Linked DNA regions of Homo sapiens: region 1 is linked to region 2. Evidence: chromatin loops called from intact Hi-C (ENCODE). Cell type or tissue: mammary epithelial cell. All regions are shown on one strand.

Evidence for each region. A loop is a pair of places that touch in the nucleus more often than their neighbours do. Peaks named below come from ENCODE experiments on the same cell type or tissue, not always from the same donor. Only the 100,000 strongest peaks of a DNase experiment are listed, where the experiment ranks them.
Region 1: a loop joins it to region 2, with 2.6 times the contacts of the local background. A loop is called at or near these places in 1 of 110 quality-filtered maps.

Annotation. Positions count from the first base shown.
Region 1 is chrX:29,554,822-29,559,821 of GRCh38, forward strand. All of the region lies in intron 5 of IL1RAPL1 (interleukin 1 receptor accessory protein like 1), which reads left to right. Among named protein-coding and RNA genes, the nearest start is that of MIR4666B, 17 kb to the right of the region's middle. In mammary epithelial cell, no CTCF peak of the experiment used is centred here; no DNase peak of the experiment used is centred here.
Region 2 is chrX:29,660,120-29,665,119 of GRCh38, forward strand. The region is part of intron 5 of IL1RAPL1 (interleukin 1 receptor accessory protein like 1); the gene reads left to right. Among named protein-coding and RNA genes, the nearest start is that of MIR4666B, 88 kb to the left of the region's middle. RefSeq lists an enhancer at 1,657-2,856. In mammary epithelial cell, no CTCF peak of the experiment used is centred here; DNase peaks (open chromatin) are centred at 2,172, 2,762 and 3,112; H3K4me3 peaks cover 130 bases; H3K27ac peaks cover 3,169 bases.

The DNA of each region.
Region 1 (5,000 bases), 110 kb before region 2:
GGTAACTGGGAGTGGGCCATGTGTATACTCATGTACATAAACACACTACACATTCCTAGTTTAACTATTTGCTAACCCTGTCCATTGATTTTCACAGTATATTTTTTTCTCCTCTCAATAGTTTTTAAGGCTTCCTAAAATACAAATTGAAATAACCTTTTGCTGCAGATATTATGGAATCCAGGCAGGCCTGCAAGTCTGTGCAGAGTTTACTCTCTGGCAATAAGACTGAGAATCCCCTTTAACAGGCCCTGCCAGACCACCTGTTATATTTGAATAATTCACAAACAGCTTTTCCCATTAATTCATGCCAGGCCTCTAAATATAATCCAAAATAAGTCATGTTATAAGGCATTTGGATTAGAAATAAAGTCATTATAACCATATGCCTGCATTTATAAATGTACTTTTAGACAACATAGTACCATTCTAAATTTTCACCACAGGATCTGTTTGACCTACAGAGATATTTGGGTATCTCTAACTTAAGGAAAAAGGCCGTGAGGCAACCATTTTAAAATACTTACAGACAGTGAGTTTGAAGAACTTTGAACTTGTAGTCTCCTGATGCCTCACTGATACATCCATTTCAAGGCAGACAATTGCCTTCCTTAAGCCCAAAGTTAGAAAAAATGAACAGGACAGTTTTTCAGGTTTTGTCTCAATTCCTGTTCATGCACAGTGCAATTTTTGCCACACTATCCTCATCTCTTGAAGAGATGGCTAGCCATTTCTTCTGTGATGTCTCAAATGTGCTTCAAAGTTCATTGTAGCCCTTATAACACTGAAACCTACCTGTGTGCACATCTGTCTCTTTCAGTTCTTTAAATGGTATGAGAACATGTTAAGATTAGCTCTATAATGAGTCATTTCTGCATCCCTCAGATCCCTGGTATTGAACTTGACACGTAATTTGTATTTGGTGTGGTTATTCAGTGAGTAATTGACAAATTCAATGATCCATATTATGCATGTCACATTTTAGCTTCCCTTAAAGAAAAGTTTTTAGGAAAGGAAAAGAACACTGGGGAGGGGGGAAACAAAATTAACTTGGCCATGCTGAGAATTGCAGGAATGTGCACTATGCAAACAAGTTAAGTAAGCACAGTGTCTTCCTTACTTCCATCAGAGACCTTGCTTGGCTAAAAAGCAAGAGTGGAGCCCACTCTCTGTATTCATTTGCATAATTTGTTCACACTCTGCCTTAGCCACAGAAGTGGAAAGCCTTTCCTTTCCTGGTAGTCCCTAGGACATGTCATCTACCTCCCTCGTGAGTTGTAATATGGGGAGGACTGGAAGGCACAGCTTAGAGCCCCATGGTGTCCAGTCAGGGGAACATGGGGATAATGTGTCCATTCACTGACACTAGCGCTTTTCTCCAATATGGTTAACAGTCGAAATTTGATTAAAGCAAGTTAGGAAACTCCAGTAAGGCTAATTTTCTCTTGAACTATATATGGTGTCTGTTGGCAAGAAAACAAGAGTTACACATTTAAGTAGGTTAATATCAACTGAGAAACTCTTAAGAATCATAGTTTAAGATCAGGCCAGGCGTAGTGGCTCACGCCTGTAATCCCAGTACTTTGGGATGTTGAGGAGGATGGATTGCTCGAGGTCAGGAGTTGAGACCAGCCTAACCAACATAGTGAAACCCTGTCTCTACTAAAAATACAAAAATTAGCTGGGTGTGGTGTTGGGCACCTGTAATACCAATTACATGGGAGGCTGAGGCAGGAAAATCACTTGAACCCAGGAGGCGGAGGCTGCAGTGAGCTGAGATCGTGCCACTGCACTCCAGCCTGGGCAACAAAGCAAGACTCTGCCTCAAAAAAAAAAAAAAAAGAAAATCATAGTTTAAGATCAAAGTTGAATGTATATTGTGATGAGTCTACAGTGTGGGAACAACTTTTTGAAAAGTGTAATAGGTTTGAGAAAAATGGCTTAATTTAAAATATGTATTTTCTATTATATGTGCATGATTTTTATGAAGATATATTCTCAGAATTCTTTAAATTAGTGGTTCTCAATTCAGTCTATGTATCAGAATTGCTTGTGAAGCTTTCAATTAATACATATGGATACCTAAACCTAACCCTTGATTCTGATTCATTTAGTCTGGAGAAAGGTTGGACATTTTTTAGCAACTTTGTTTTTGATTTAGGATTGAATATCACTGCCCCAGGATTATGAAGAAATTCATCATCATCCTAAAAATATTATAGTACTTCAGCCCTTTATTATAGTCATTTTTCCATAAGTGGCAAATAATAAGAATCCAAAGAAACATGTTGTGTATGCGTGGGGCCATCTCGATACAGCTGATGACAATTAAGTTGTTGGCTGTCTGGTTTTAAAGATATTTGGAAAGACAATTCCTTTTATAAGAAAACCAAACAAATTCCAGCCAATGAATGGTCTTAGGCGGTCAAGAATTTTATTCTGGCTTACTGACATCCTCAAGATCTCAAGACACAGATTAGACTATGAGAAGACACAGTAAAATACTCCATCTTTATTCTTAGAGATTCTATTCTGAATCCCACTTTTTTCAGTTTTATTGAGATGTAGTGACAAAAAATTGTATGTATTTAAAGTGTACAACACGATGTTTCGATGTAAGCATACATTGTGAAGTGATTGCCATAATCAAGCCAATTAACATATTGATCATCTTACATAGTAGCCATATTTTGTGTGTGTGTGGTGAGAACACTTAAGATCTATTTTCTTAGCAAATTTCAGGTGCACAATACAGTATTATTAACTATAGTTACTAGCTGTACATTAAATTGAGATAACTTATTCATACTGCATCACTGAAACTTTGTACACTTTGATCAACATCTCCCCATTTTCCCTACTCTCAGCCACTGGTAACCTCCATTCTACTTTCTGCTCTTAGGAGTTTTAATTTTTAGATTCCAGATATAAGTGAGATTATGCAGTGTTTGTTTTTCTATGTTTGGCTTATTTTACTTAGCATAATGTCTTCCAGGTTAATCTGTGTTGTCACAAATGGCATGATATCCTTTTTTTTAAAAAAAAATGCTAAATAATATTTTATTGTGTGTGTGCATGTGTGTGTATATATATCATTTTCTTTACGCATTTATCTGTGAATGACACTTCTATTGTTTATGTATATTTGCTGTTGTGAATAATACTGTAATGAACATGGGAGTGCAGATATCTCTCCCAATCACTGATCTCATTTCCTTTGGATATACACCCAGAAGTAAGATGCTGAATCATATGATAATTCTATTTTTTCATTTTTTGAGGAACCTCCATTATGTTTTTTGTAATAGTTGTACAAATTTTCATTCCCACCATCAGTGCACAGAGGTCTCTATTCTCCACATCCTTGCCAATACTTCTTCTCTTTTCACATTTGATAATAGCCATTGTAACAGTTGTGCAGTGATATCTCATTGTGGTTTTATTTGCATTTCTCTGATGATTAGTGATATTGAGCACCTTTTCATCTACCTGTTGATCACTTGTATGTCTTCTTTTGAGAAACATATATTAAATTCTTTAGCCAATTTTAAGTAGGCTTATTTGTTGTTGTTGTTTGCTATTGAGTTGTTTGAGTTCCATATATATTTGGATATTAACCTTTTATCAGATGCATGGTTTGGAAATAAATTTTTCCTGTTTCATAGGTAGTCTCTTCACTCTGCTAATTGTTTCCTTTGCTATGCAGAAACATTTTAGTTTCACACAATCCCACCTGTTTATTTTTGCTCATGTTGCCTATATTTTTGGAGTTATGTCCAAAAAGTAATTACCCAGACCAATGTCAAAAAGCATTTCCCTTATGTTTTCTTCCAGTAGTTTTAAAGCTTCAGGTATTAAGTATTTAATCAATTTTGAGTTGGTTGTTGTATGTGGTGTAAGATAAGGGTCCAATTTTATTTTTTTGAGTGTGGATATACAATTTTCCCAGCATCACTTGTTGAACAGACTGCCCTTTCCCCATTGTTTCTTAGCATGCTTGTTGAAGATCAGTTGACTATAAATATGTGGATTTATTGCTGAGATCTTTATTGTGTTTCATTGCTCTGTATGTCTGTTTTTATGTCAGTATCATACTGTTTTGTTTACTATAGCCTTGTAGTGTATTTTGAGATCAGGAAATGTGATGCCTCCAAGTTTGTTCTTGCTCAAGGTTATTATGGCTATTCAAAGTCCTTTGTAGTTACATATGAATTTGGGGAAATGCTATTGCAAATTTGATAGGCATTACATTAAATCTGTATGTGGCTTTAGGTAGTATGGACATTTCAACAATATTAATTCTTCCAATTGATGAACATGGAATATCTTTCCACTTATTTGCGTCCCTGGAATAGATCCAACTCAGTCATGTTTTAATTTGCTGGTAAATTCAGTTTGCTAGTATTCTGTTGTGGAATTTTGCATCTATGTTCATTAGGAATTTTGGCCTGTACCTTTCTTTTCTTGTAGTGTATTTCTCTGGCTTTTGTATCAGGGTAAGGCTGGCCTTGTGAAATGATTTTGTAAGTATTACCCGCTTTTCAAGTTTTTGGAAAAGTTAACATTAACAAAAAATTGGCATTAATTCTTCTTTAAAAGTTTGGTAGAATTCCGCAGTGAAGCCATTTGATCCTGGGCTTTTCTTTATTGGAAGGTTTACTTTATTACTGATTCAGTCTCCTTACTTGTTAGTGTTCTGCTCAGATTCTGTATTTCTTAATGATTCAGTCTTGGTAGGCTATATGCTTTTAGGAATTTATTCATTCCTTCTGTTAGACAGTCTACTTTGTGATTTGACAATGTATTTTCAGTAGTATGCTTTGATTCCTTTCTCTTAGATTTTGTGTATCTACTAATTTTTTTTTTCATTGTGGTTACCATGAGGTTTACATAAAACATCTAATAGTTAGTTATGTCTATTTTAAGCTGACAACTTAATTTTGACTTTGTACAAAAGCTCTATACTTTTATTTCCACCTTTCACATTTTATGTAATTGAT
Region 2 (5,000 bases):
GAACAGCAAGAGGGAAGTCCGCCCCCATGATCCAGTCACCTCCCACAAGGCCCCTCCTCCAACATTGAGGATTACAATTCGACATGAGATTTGGATGGGGATGCAGAGCCAAACCATATCACCTTGTCAGGTAGATCATTTGCAGATAATTTCTTCCATTTTGTAGGTTGTCTCTTCACTTTGTTAACTGTTTCCTTTGCTGTGCAAAAGCTTTGTAGCCTAATGTAATCTCAATTATCTGTTTTTGCATTGGTTGCCTGTGCTTTTGAGGTCTTAACCAAAAAATCTTTGCTCAGAGCAATGTCCCCTAGCATATCCCCAATGTTTTTGTCTAGTAGTTTTATACTTTCAAGTCTTATATTTAAGTCTTTAATCCATTTTGAGTTTATTTTTGTATATGGTAAAAGATGGGTATCTACTTTTCTGAATATGAATATCCATGTTTCCCACACCATTTATTAAAGAGACTATCCTTTCCCCAATGTATGTTCCTGGTGCCTTTGTAAAAAATGAGTTGGCTGTAAGTGCATGGGTTTGCTTCTGGGCTCTCTATTCTGTTCCATTGGTGTATGTGTTTGTTTTTGTGCCAGTACCATTCTGTATTGGTTACTATTGCTTTGTAGTACAATTTGAACTCAAGTAGTGTGATGCCTCCAACTTTGTTCTTTCTGATTAGGATTGCTTTGGCTCCTTGGGCTCTATTTCGTTCCATATGAATTTTAGGATCTTTTTTCTACTTCTGTGAAAAATGACATTAGTACTTTGATAGGGATTGCAATGAATCTGTCAATTGCTTTGGGCAGTATGGTCATTTTAATGATATTAATTCTTCCAATGTATGATATGAGTGTGGGATGTCTTTTCATTTGTGTACATCCTCTTCAACTTTCTTCATCAGTGTTTTATAGTTTTCCTTGTAGAGATCTTTCATCTCCTTGGTTAAACTTATTCATAGGTATTCTATTTTTTGTGCTATTGTAAAGGGGATTTCTTTCTGAGCTAGTTAATTATTTGTGTATAGAAATGCTACTAATTTTTGTATGTTGATTATTATCCTGCAACTTCACTGAATTCATTTATCAAATCTAAGAGTTTTTTGGTGGAGTTTTTAGATTTTTCTATGTATAAGATCGTGTCATCAGCAAGTAAGGATAATTTGACTTCTTTCTTTCAAATTTGAATGCCATGTATTTCTTTCTATTGCCTAATTGTTTTTACAAAGACTTGCAGTACTATGTTGAATACAAGTGGTAAAAGTGGACATCTTTGTCTTGTTCCAGATCTGAGTGGAAAGGCTTTCAGTGTTTCCCTATTCAGTAAGTGAAGGATAGTAGAGATTAGCCAGAGCTTATCTCATAATAAATGACTATGACATTAGCCTAAAATATGAAACTTTCCAAGACCACTTCCCTTTGGGGGATCACAAGGAGATGAGTCATCAGTCACTGCCTTACATTTTTGAAATATAAATCAACATTGAATAGTAAAATTAGCCTTATGGATAAAAAGAGGTGACTAAACTGATTTATAAAAACTTGTCTCTGGATAATTAATCCACCCTAAACTTGCTTCTCTTATGTTGTCTCCACATATGGTTAAATGGTACCACCATTCATGTGTTTGCTCAAGCTCATAACTAGGGATCATGCCCCTTAACTCATGAACATTCGTTTATAATTCACATCTAGTCAGTCAGTAAATTTTGTTAGTTCTACTTACCAAATAGATACTTAAGGGAAAAAAATTCTACCACTTCCACCACCAACACTGTGCCGTCGCCTTTCAGTGGACTGCCTCAACATCTTCCTCCCTGCCTTCCTGCCTCCATTCTGCCTCTCTGCCTCCACACCACTTCATTCTCCCAGACTTGAACACCAAAATGCCAGAGTGATACCTCTGGTACAAATGCTACTTGGGGCTCTCTTATTTTTAAAACTCTCCAAAGCATTCCTCTTATACTTAAAATAAAACCCAAGTCCTTTCCATGTTCTACAAGGCCCTTCCTGCATTGGCCAGTGGCTATCTTTGAATTCATTGTCACTCTTTTTTTACATCATTATAGATACAGTGGCATTCTTTGCCCTCTCTTAAGCATGCCAAGTATACTCCATCTCAGCACCTTTGAACTTGCTCTTCCCTCTGCCTGGCATAAACATCCTCCAGGTTTTGCTATGACTCACTTCCTCCCTTCTCACAGATATGTTCCAAATGATCATCAGAGCAAGCTTTCCTGACAGTTTTTTCTAAAATAGCATTTACATTAGTCTCTATCTCTTTAGCTGCTTTAATTTTCATAGTACTTATAATCACCTGGCATTATATTGTGTGTGTATCAATTTATATGATTATTTTGCATCTCCTTCTCTGGAATGCAGGCTTCATGAAAGCAGAAGTTTTGTCTGTCTTGTTCACTATTATAGCCCCTAGTACCTGGTAGAGAGGAAATATTTTAAAAATATTTTTTGAATGAATAAATGAATATTTTTATAGTTTAATTACAAACCACACTTATCAAATTAAATGAACAAAATACTAAGTATCAAAGCTAGCCAAATGAATTCCTTGGCTTTCCTAAATACATGTCTTTTGATGGATATATTATGAGTTACTTCCTTGGAAGTATTTGTTCTGTCTCCTTGGCATGACTCTTAAGTTACCTTGTATATGTTGTTAGTTTAGTCATCAACTGACCTCCCCGCACCTTTCTGTTCAGTTGCTTAGTCACTCCTCACTCTTTGAGGCTCCTGAGGCTCCATGACTCCGTGGTTAGTCACCACAATTATTTGCAACAGAAAGGAGAAATGTTGCCAACCCCAAAGCATTAGAGATAAGTGAAAAATAGAGCACCCCTTTCACCCCAAGTGGATTCACCTAGTAAATGTTGATGTTTTCTTCTGTCCATTTCCTTCTTCTGCAAGGACCATGAGATTGTGTTTACATTCTACAGCTCTCACAAGATGTATGCTCCAATATTAGAAACTAATGTTTAAACATTCCAGGCCAAAGAAAGCAAAACTGAAATTCCACTCTTGAGTCATTCAGAGGTTGAAGCATTATGGGTGATCCAAGTTCCCCTGACTATCTGTGAACACAGGCAGTTGTTTGTCAATTCTTTTAAGTTAAAAAAAAATGCACAAACAACCTATTGTAAAATGGAGTGAGTCAGTGCAATTGCACAAAGCATGTTTTATTGTCAGCTGTATAAATCTGTGAATATTTTTCGTGACCAGTTTTAGTTGGTGGATTTAAATGAGGTCACCAAAAAGTTATCTCTGAGTATAGCACTCGCCACAGTGCATCATAAATATGCTCTCATCTATGAACATCCTTATGAATGACTCTATGTCTTACTCATTCTTTTATCTCTAAATTAGTACTGACTATTTTAGGTCCTTCATAAATGCTTTTGAAATTGGATTATGGAGGTATTTATAATTATCTAGATTATAAGCTCTTTCAGGACTAAATGCTATGTTTTGTTTACATTTGATCCCCTTATAGTCCTGTACATTGCCTTGCATATTTAAAAGTCTTTAGAATATTTTTGTTGAATTGATTTGTTAAGTATAGATCAATCCCCCTGCTATGGAAACTAATGTGGAAAGTGTTAATGATTCTTAAATCAGGGTCTAAACCCCTTTTGATCCTTTGGTTGGATGTCCAGTTCATTATTTCACAAATAGTAATATTTTTCTTGTCAGGCTATATAGGCTGCTAAATGCTATTATCCCAAACTTTGATGGATATAATTAGAACAGATTTATTTTCCGTCTACTATATGCAGGAACTTAATCTGTTTTCCTATTAAATCCTCACGACAATTCATGCAGGAAGACTATGTCACATTCTCCATATAAAAAGACTGAGACTAAGAGATGTTAAGTAATTTATCCAACTTGCCAAACAAATAAGGCAGAATCAGGAACTGTTAGACCTGTTTCCTTGAACACTAACTGTGTGAAATCTTTCCTACTCTACCACAATGCTTCTAAGAAACAAAGTGGGCCGGGCGCGGTGGCTCACGCCTGTAATCCCAGCACTTTGGGAGGCCGAGGCAGGCGGATCACGAGGTCAGGAGATCGAGACCAGCCTGACTAACGCGGTGAAACCCCGTCTCTACTAAAAATACAAAAAATTAGCCAGGCATGGTGGCGGGTACCTGTATTCCCAGCTACTCGGGAGGCTGAGGTAGGAGAATGGCATGAACCCAGGAGGCAGAGCTTGCAGTGAGCGGAGATCGCGCCACTGCACTCCGGCCTGGGCAACAGAGCGAGACTCCGTCTCAAAAAAAAAAAAAAAAAAAAGTGAAGGGAACTAGTTAAAATACATTATGAAAATTATATATGACTTTGAAAGAAACATTTTATGGTAGGATAAGTATAGATATCCAAAATGTATCGAATATTCTCAATAGTATTTGAGGGATTAGTATGTGAAGGATTAAAATTAACTTTTAAAGGCGTGATTGTTCAACAGAGAAAGATACATGTATTATAGACACCTCACATTTCTCTCCACGTTAAGAACTTTAAAAAGACTCAAGAATCTTGGCCTCTTTACCCTGGTGTTGTCATATTTGTTTTAGGAAGATAGTGTTTTACTTTTTACCGTTCCATAGCTCAAGTGTAAAAGGGATGGGGAAAAGAGGGAGAGGCTGTATCCCTTTATGAATACTCAGGAAAAGTTAATATAGATAGGGAATCAATCCTGTACACATCTTCATGTGTTCTGACTTCTAGATGTTTCTCTAACTGGTAGCTAGTAAGAAAAATTAGTGTCCTTAAAATGTTCCTTCTATTATGCAGAAGCTTTGTCAACTGAGACATTAATAACTCTGTAAGAGAGGTCTGTTATTATTTAAATGTCTATAGAGCTTTACCGTTGTTAATAGGATGTTCTGAAGAATAAAATGAGGTCTTGAAAATACTTTTGTTGGTGAATACAAAGCTATGTTTAATGCAAAATTAGTGAGAGAAAAATCTCTACTATAATTGCTGTGG